3 separate regions of the Homo sapiens genome follow, and regions 1 and 3 are each linked to region 2. A link is a contact called in ENCODE Hi-C or POLR2A ChIA-PET data. All regions are on one chromosome and are shown on one strand. The core of a region is the stretch at or near the end of the contact, and the rest is flanking DNA. Distances in the headings are between cores, read along the strand shown.

The links. A loop is a pair of places that touch in the nucleus more often than their neighbours do. ChIA-PET counts read pairs that join two places held with the same protein, here RNA polymerase II (POLR2A). Pooled maps may share reads with other maps.
Region 1: a map with no recorded cell type shows a loop between it and region 2 (10-fold over the local background). The contact joins two enhancer-like sites. A Hi-C loop is called at or near these places in 7 of 37 single-sample maps with no recorded cell type and 4 of 50 pooled maps. POLR2A ChIA-PET finds 5 or more read pairs at or near these places in 1 of 52 experiments (GM12878).
Region 3: a pooled map shows a loop between it and region 2 (6-fold over the local background). The contact joins two enhancer-like sites. A Hi-C loop is called at or near these places in 11 of 37 single-sample maps with no recorded cell type and 12 of 50 pooled maps. POLR2A ChIA-PET finds 5 or more read pairs at or near these places in 2 of 52 experiments (A673 and IMR-90).

Annotation. Positions count from the first base shown.
Region 1 is chr4:101,305,011-101,307,710 of GRCh38, forward strand. All of the region lies in intron 1 of PPP3CA (protein phosphatase 3 catalytic subunit alpha), which reads right to left. Among named protein-coding and RNA genes, the nearest start is that of MIR1255A, 24 kb to the right of the region's middle. RefSeq lists an enhancer at 1-336. Within about 2 kb of position 1,306, at least 5 of the 41 ENCODE cell types and tissues checked have a DNase peak (open chromatin) inside an H3K27ac peak, as active enhancers do.
Region 2 is chr4:101,018,798-101,021,497 of GRCh38, forward strand. No RefSeq gene overlaps it. Among named protein-coding and RNA genes, the nearest start is that of LINC01218, 140 kb to the left of the region's middle. Within about 2 kb of position 1,279, at least 12 of the 41 ENCODE cell types and tissues checked have a DNase peak (open chromatin) inside an H3K27ac peak, as active enhancers do.
Region 3 is chr4:101,278,349-101,281,048 of GRCh38, forward strand. All of the region lies in intron 1 of PPP3CA (protein phosphatase 3 catalytic subunit alpha), which reads right to left. Among named protein-coding and RNA genes, the nearest start is that of MIR8066, 39 kb to the left of the region's middle. RefSeq lists an enhancer at 1,184-1,478. Within about 2 kb of position 1,348, at least 6 of the 41 ENCODE cell types and tissues checked have a DNase peak (open chromatin) inside an H3K27ac peak, as active enhancers do.

The DNA.
Region 1 (2,700 bases), core at 56-2,555, 290 kb after region 2:
CACTTGTGAAAAGCACAATAAATAAACAATGAGACCCATTCAAAGATGCTGGGGAGACATTCAGGCTTTGCAGGGTTAGAACAAGAGACAGCAGAACCACTTCCCACATGGGCAAGAGTTTGTTTATTTTATTCTGCTTATCTGAAATCAGAGCAAATGATCCCAGTGGTTTGGAATGGCTCAAAATGTTTCTGGGCATCTAGGGAAGAAAAACTGCCTGGTTTTCAGGCGGTGTTTCTTTTTGCTCATGTGAATTTTAAAGTTCACGACTGAAAACTGAAATATTTGAGACCACAAAAGGTATTATTCTTTCAGTCACATGTTTCAGAGGAGATCAAAAGAAACACTTTCCACATAACTTTGAAAGTACCACACAGTGTGACCCCATAAATTATTGTTTATGGAAATGTCTTTACAGAATTGTATTTCACACCTTGGGAAAAATGTGAAATGAACTTAGCAACTTTTAATCATAAAGTTTTCTAGAAAACTGAAAAAATACTTAAGATGTGAATTATTTGTTTCCATGATTTCATTTAAGGCCAGGCTAACTGATGAGAAAGCCTAGAATATATTTCTTTCAGAGTACAAATATGGAGGAAAAATGACTATCACCATTTTTTATATAAAGGTAAATGAAATCTATATCCTTTGAATTGAATGAGAGTTATAATATCAAAACTTTCTATTCAACAGCAATTTCAGAATGAAATCATTTGTCACAATCTTCCTATTTCAAATGCAGAAAACAGCAGGTTATGGAGGGGGGTGTTTAAAAAGAATCAATGATAATGAAGTTTCAACCTTTCATTAATATCTTCTTTTACATCCAACAGTCAGAAAATGTTTTTAAGGACAAATAGGAAAGTACCAAAATATAATCTACTCACTGAACCAGTTAATTTCAAAGCTTTACACAGTGCTTTGAGAGGATAAGACTTGCTGGAAAGGTACAGTGAAGTAGGAGATTTTTTTTTTTTCTAATCAGACATCCACAGGAGGAAAATGTTTTAACTCTGCCTCCTAAAATGGAGAATGTACTTCACCTTCATTAGGTGATGAGGCAGTCCACCACAAATACAAGAGCTAAAAATTCCTTAGCACAAGAAAATTAGCTCTTTGTCATGTCCATGGAACATCTATTGTTTGGCTAGCTTACTCTGGAAGGGGTTTCTAAGTTAGTTGGCTGTCATTAATCTAAGCGCATATGGGGGCAGCTAATTAGAGAGGGCACTTTTCTGTTTGAGCAACACTGCCTCAGGTGAGGCTTGAATTAGTAGCCAACTTTCACCCTACACCCCTACTCACTCTTGAATCAGCACTCTGTCTGGAACACCTACCACTCCACTTTTGGAATGTGGCCTGCCTCCTCCACCTGACCACCAAGGCTCCCCCTCCGGAAAGCCACAAATTATAGTGCTCAATTGCAGCCAAGAGAAGAAAGCACTTGGAGGTAAAGCCAAAGTGAGAGTGAAAGAAAAATTTCCACTAAGAAACCACCAGTAATAATAGATATATGAGCTACAGAAAAAGTAAACAAATATGGGCTGTACACCCACCACCTTCACTTCTCGGAAGAATAAGAGAAGAGAGAGAACACAAAAAGACTCGTATTCTGACTTGGGGGAAACAAAATTCAGCAGAAGCAAACCAAAAAAATAAACAAGCTGAGCTACAGATTTCATTCTCTTTGCTCTGACTTACTGTAATTCTGAAAGTTGATATATCGAGCATTACAGACTTACTGACAAAAAAACCAAATGCAACTCCCTTATTTCATATAGACTGCTTATTTTGTGAAGGTATACTCTGATTTTTTTTTGTCTGTTTGTTTAGTTGTGGTAGCTCCTTTAGTTAAGATGTGAGAATTACAGCACAGAATAGGCAAGACAAAAACAGTGAGTCCACGGGAGGATGAGGATGAGTGCTGTTTTCCTTCCTGGTAGAGAGCTGCTTCAGTAGTATTTATTGAAGGATTATATCTGAGGGAATGCATGCTATGTCTCCTCTCAAGAACCAATGCTACTGGTGGTATTGTAGGTGTTACAGCTCTATCAAAACACCAAGTAATTTTTCCTAGCAAAAACATTAAACTTCAATCATGCTGAACAAAGACTCTAAAATGGGATTAATCACTGCACTAATTTCACTTTGAACCAAAAAAAAAAAAAAAAAACAGATTCTGTTGGTACAGTGTATTTATACAAATGACCCTACCTTACGTGGAAAACCTGAATGTCTGAGGGTAAGATATGTTTGCCCTAGCTCCACTTGTGATTACAGATTAAGTTTTCCTGGTCTGCAGGAACTGAAACACAGAATGTGTTGAAATGAGAATAGCTGCCATATGTCAAGTATTTGGGAGCTTTTACCTTCGAAACAATTCTGAGAAGGTGGTTTGGCAGAGCAAAAACCTAGCAAATCAGATACGTCACCATAGTTGGCTGACCTTATCAGCTGAAAATAAATCTTCATTAGTCAAACTCTAATATATACAGATAAAGAAGGTAACTCCCTAAAAAAGTTTTTGCTTAACAAATTACTTATCTTGATTATGTAACAAATGGTTGCCATTCTTACTATAAAATGTAGTTACAACTGGTCATAAGTCCAGTGTTAAAAACACTAAAACATGGTCAAGTATAAAACAGTTTTTGGTGGAAATTTTCTTGGATGTTTCTAAATCTACCAGATGTACTT
Region 2 (2,700 bases), core at 29-2,528:
TGGGAGACAGAGTGAGACTCCATCTCAAAAAAAAAAAAAAAAAAAGAAAAAGAAAAAGAAAGAAATATATCATAAGTATTATTCTTTTGTCCTCCCCATCTAGATTTACTATGCCTCTGTCAAGGTAGTGGTTACATTACTGTGGTAAGCAATGAATTCAGTTTCGTCTTATTTATAGGCTACTTTGGTAGTATTTTCCAGTAGTGAAACAGTGTTGCATGAGGAAGTGATGCCAGGAGCTGTGACCATCCTTGCAACCACAAGGACGGAAGCCAATAGAAGAATAGTGTGAGAAGGATAGAAACAGCCTCAGTCCTTAGTGATGCTGTTGAGCCACCAAACTAACCTTGGGTCCTCGAAGTCGCAGATGTCCTTGTCTGGGAATTGTAAATGTCTCTGTGGTTTGAACCCAGTTAGGTATTTTGTTACTTGCAGCCGAAATACCTCCTGATACAAACACTGATTTGGCTCCATCTTAGCTTCTCATTCTCATCACTTTTTGTGCCCCACCCCTCCTTTGCTTTCACCAAGTGGTCAACATATCACTATTTTTCTGGATCTTTTCCTCTGCTCTCACTTTTTCCTCTCACACTGGAGCCCCCTCTATGCCTGCCCCCTCTGCAGCCTCTCCAGCTTTCCTCTAGGTAGGAAGATTCCAACCAAGTCAGCTTTGCCTAGGTTTTTCTGACTACACCTACCTTCTCAGCCGCCCACCACACTCACAGGTGCTCACACACGCATACACAATCTTCACCTACGGAATATCTGAAGCACTCATTTGACTCTGCATGCTGCTGAATACAACAATAACTGAAGTTTACTGAGTGCCTACTTTCTGCCAGGCACCATGCCTACTACTTTATTTGCATCATCCCTTTTGAAACCCGTGAAAAGCTTATGAACTAATTACTGTCATTGCCTTCATATCACCAGGGAGAAAATGAGATTTAAAGAAGCTTAGTTTCTCAAGTTCACACAGACATCTAATAAGTATCAGAGCTATAAAAATTCCAACCCAGGCCTAACTGTAGGCCAGGACTGGTGTCAAGAACCCTATACAGAAGTGAGTACATGTGGCACACACATTGATTTATTTTCACTGCCACTGCATATTGTGAGAGACTAGATTTTTGTCTTGAATTTCACTGTACTCCTTTCTCTGCCACAGGCCTAGTAGAAATAGCTACACAATAATGCACCCAGTTGATCAGGTGGTAGTCCTCTCCCCAAGCACTCTCACATTCTCCAGCTGTGGCCTTCCCTTCTCTATAAACACAGCTATCTTTATTAGTCTGTGACTAGCCCTGTCAGAAACATATGAGTTAAATTTTACTAAGATGTTAATAGCTGACAAAGGTTGGTGGTTTCCTTCTCTGATTTGTATCTTAAAAAAAAAAAAAAAAGATTTTTAGAGAAGGTGTTTTGAACTCAAAGGAATGACTCATGGTAAAACTTCCGGAAGGTAAACAGTGTTGAATATATATTCAAAAGGCATTTTGTGAGCAAATTCTGGCAAGCTGATGGTGATAATGGGTGTGGTTGTTATGGTAAGGTAGGGTGGTGTGAAATAAGCAATCTTTTCAATATGAAAGCATTCCATTCTCTTCAAGGCACAGGCAACTTTTTTCATTGATTCTTCACCAGGAATCTCCAGATACTCCACCACCACTTATCTCCTTTTTCTGGGTGAAGTCTAATACACTAAAACAACAACAACAACAACAAAACCACCGCTTTCTTCTCATAACCTTTTCAGTTGTGAATGTTGTATTACATACTTAAATAATTCCCACATTTTTGTGTAAATTCATATCCATTAAACAACTATAAATGAAAATTAAATTAATCATACATAATCTTGTGTAACAGCCGTGTTAAGCAGTAAAATATTTGCCTGTGCTAGAAAATCTGTAGAAATAAAAATATAGAACTGAAATTTAAGTTAGCTTTAGAAATAAATTGGACTAGGTTTCTCAAACTTGTCTGATCCACAAGAATTTTGGTGGATGCTTATTAAAATGTAGGCTCCACTCCAGACCTTTGGGGACCAGGAAATTCTTACGAGAAAGAACAGGTAACATTGAACTGGGGTAAGTGTTTCAGCTGCTCTTCAATAATGGTTTGCCATTTGGAATCTGGGAGTGCCCACACCATAAGGTCATGCCAAAAAATATTTTATTTCTCCTTCCCTACCTCCCCTTCTTCCAAGAAACACTATGCCAGGCAGTGTTTCATCCTAAGAATGCAAAGATAGCAACAATGCTCACTGCAGTGCCAGACAGACAATAAACAATTACATGCAGTGGATTAAGTGTCAAAACGGAGGTAGTACAGGATACTGTGTGCTTAGAGAGGAGGAAATGACTCATTCCAGTATTTAAGACACATCTGAAATCTGCACATAGAAGATGCATGAATACAGACCCAGAGAATTGAGGAAGCCTGGTGTCTTCCGAACATTGTGAGAAGTCCACTATGGCCGAAGCTCAGGGTCAAGTTTGGGGTAGATGAGATTGGCAGGAATCAGATCGTGAATACACTTACATGCCACCTTGTAAGACTCTCTGCAGGACAGTCCTGCAGACAACCTGGAGTTGTTGAGAAGCCTAAATGTTTCCAGCAATTGGTATAAAAAGATTTGAAAATATAACATGACAAAAATGCCTTAGGGGAGAAGTTTAAGTCAACTTTGTTCTAAGC
Region 3 (2,700 bases), core at 98-2,597, 260 kb after region 2:
ATTTTGCCTCTCACTAACCCTCAGAATTAGGTCCATTAACTGCCCCAAAGACACCTGATCCCCTCCTCATCACTCCCTCTACCACCTTCCCAGCTGCAGTGGCTTAGAAATAGCTGCTGCTCAGAAACAGACCTCTCCATATTGAACTTGGAGCTCTCAAACTATGTTTCCTGAGACTCTTGCTCTGCTATAAAGCAGACTGCGGATACCACAGAGGTGGAATATTAACTTCATTGTGTCCTGAAAAACAACTGATCATGAAGGCCAACCAGGCCTACCCATAATTCTGAGGTGTGTCGGCAATGTTATATATAGGTAGGGTTTGCGTGGGCAGTCCCAGTTTATGTCTGTTACAACTTTTATCTTCAAAGCATCCTGATTTACACAATAAATTAGAAGTTCACCCTGGTCATAAGCACCCCTTCATTCTACACATTCACTTTATATTTTCCCTACCATCCCTTTAAACAATCACCCCCGTGGACATCTGGCCCCCTTTGTGCCACTGGCTATCAAAACTTTCTGAGCTTTAACTACAAGGATTCTGTAGCCACCACTTTTCATACACACTATATTCTATGCAGGCCCATTTTTAAATATGACAGATTTGTTTTATGAAAACCGATCAATTTCCCAATAAAGCCTTTCTCTTCCAAACTAAAAAATGTAATTAAAATGTCTTGCATCAGACTTAGAAGCATAAAATTACCAGAAATAAATCACAAACCAATCACCTTCTCACTGAAAAAAGTTAGGACAATGTTCTAAAGTCAAAAATAGCAATTGTTACAGAATTAATAGTAAAGATGAGTGCCTAGAATTAAAAAAGAAAAGGGTAGCCACACACACACACAATTCAATTACATTTTACAAATGGCAAGGTCAAAAAAAAATGTGTGATCCAAGAGCAGCAAATGGATGAGTAACAGTAAGGCAGAGGTTCAAGGTGAGAAACAAGTTTGGGGTAGCTTAATTAAGGATCTAAGGAATGACATTTAGAAAGCAGAATAAAGTAACAGGCAGGAGAAAGGCTGCAGGAGGTCCTAGAGAGTTAGAAGCAGAGTAAGAGCCAGTAAGCAGTTGACCAACATCAGATACCTGACTCTGCTGTGCTTGTGGGGCAGCCAATGATCAATTAGAATTTCCGTTAGTAAAGAGTGGGAAAAAGCATTCCCATGACTCACATGGGATAATTGCTAAATGGTTAATGCTGTATATAACTGCGTATTTTGTATCAGAATAAGTACAGCCCTCCAAAAGATAACTTGCAGAGTCATTCATCAGCTTCAACTGAGCAGCCTGATTGAAACCAGCTGAGCCAATGACATCACCACAGGCTTTTTACTATAAAAAGGGCAAGCTCTGTGAGGTCAGGAAGTAGAACTAAGCTCCGTGAACAGAAGCCAAGCTGAAAGAGGGAAGAGCCAAGAGAAGTTCAGAGAAGAGACTCATTCCAAGAAGAAGCTAGAATGAGCAATTTGCTCAGAGACAGCTGCAGAAGAAAAAGGCACACAATGGAAATCTTCCTTTAAGAATAAGGGGCTGCTGTTTCTCACTAAAGAAGTAAGTTATCTAAAGTGAAGTTTCAAAGGAGAAATTGACGGAAGCACTTTCACATTTTCAGTTCCTGGAACTGAAATCAACTATAACATCATCGTGGTAGTAATGTTCATGTAGTCTTTTCCCTCAATGTATATTAATTGAGCACTTACTATGGACCAGGCACTGTAGTAAGAAATGGGAACACATTAGCGAATAAAATGGACAAAAGTCACTGCCCTCTTAGAGCATATATTCTTGGAATGTAAAGCAATAAACAGACAAATATACGGCATGTCAAATAAGCATTAGAGAGAAAATTAAGAAGAAAAAGTAGCCAGATTGAGAATAGTGATATTTGAGCAGACGTAAGGAGGTGGGGAGACTAAGCCATGTGGGTATCTGGGAGAAAAGCATGGCAAACAGAGGTAATAGCAAATATAAAGGCCTTGAGCTGTGAATCTGTTTTCTTTTTTAAATAAATATCAAGAAGGCCACCATTACTGCTCAGAAAGAACAAGGGAAAGCAAGAGTCTGAGTGTGGACAAGTTAATTTAGACAGGCAAGTGAAAGTGTTAAGCAGGTATTTTGTATATATGAGACTAGAGGCACTGAGGAAAGATTCAAACTGTAGATAAAAACTGGAAACGGACCAGGTGTGGTGGCTCATGCCTGTAATCCCAGCACTGTAGGAGGCCGAGGCGGGTGGATCACCTGAGGTCAGGAGTTCGAGACCGGCCTAGCCAACATAGTGAAACCCCATCTCTACTAAAAATACAAAAATTAGCCGGGCATGGTGGCATGCACCTGCAGTTCCAGCTACTTGGGAGGCTGAGGCTGGAGAATCACTTGAACCCAGGAGGCAGAGGCTGCAGTGAGCTGAGATCACCTCATTGCACTCCAGCCTGGGTGACAGAGCCAGACTCAGTCTCAAAAAAAAAAAAAAAAACTGGAAACCATCAGTGTCATACATAAAAGAAGAATGCTTGAGCTCACTCCACAAATGCATTATATAGAAAAGAGAAGGGGGCATTCCAATGGTTAAATGGTTAGAGACTGGAGAAACAAAGAAGAAATAGGAAAAAAAAATGACTGAGAGAGAACAGCCTATGATGCAGGAGGAGAACCAAGAGCATGTGATTTGCAAGTACTCCAGAGAAG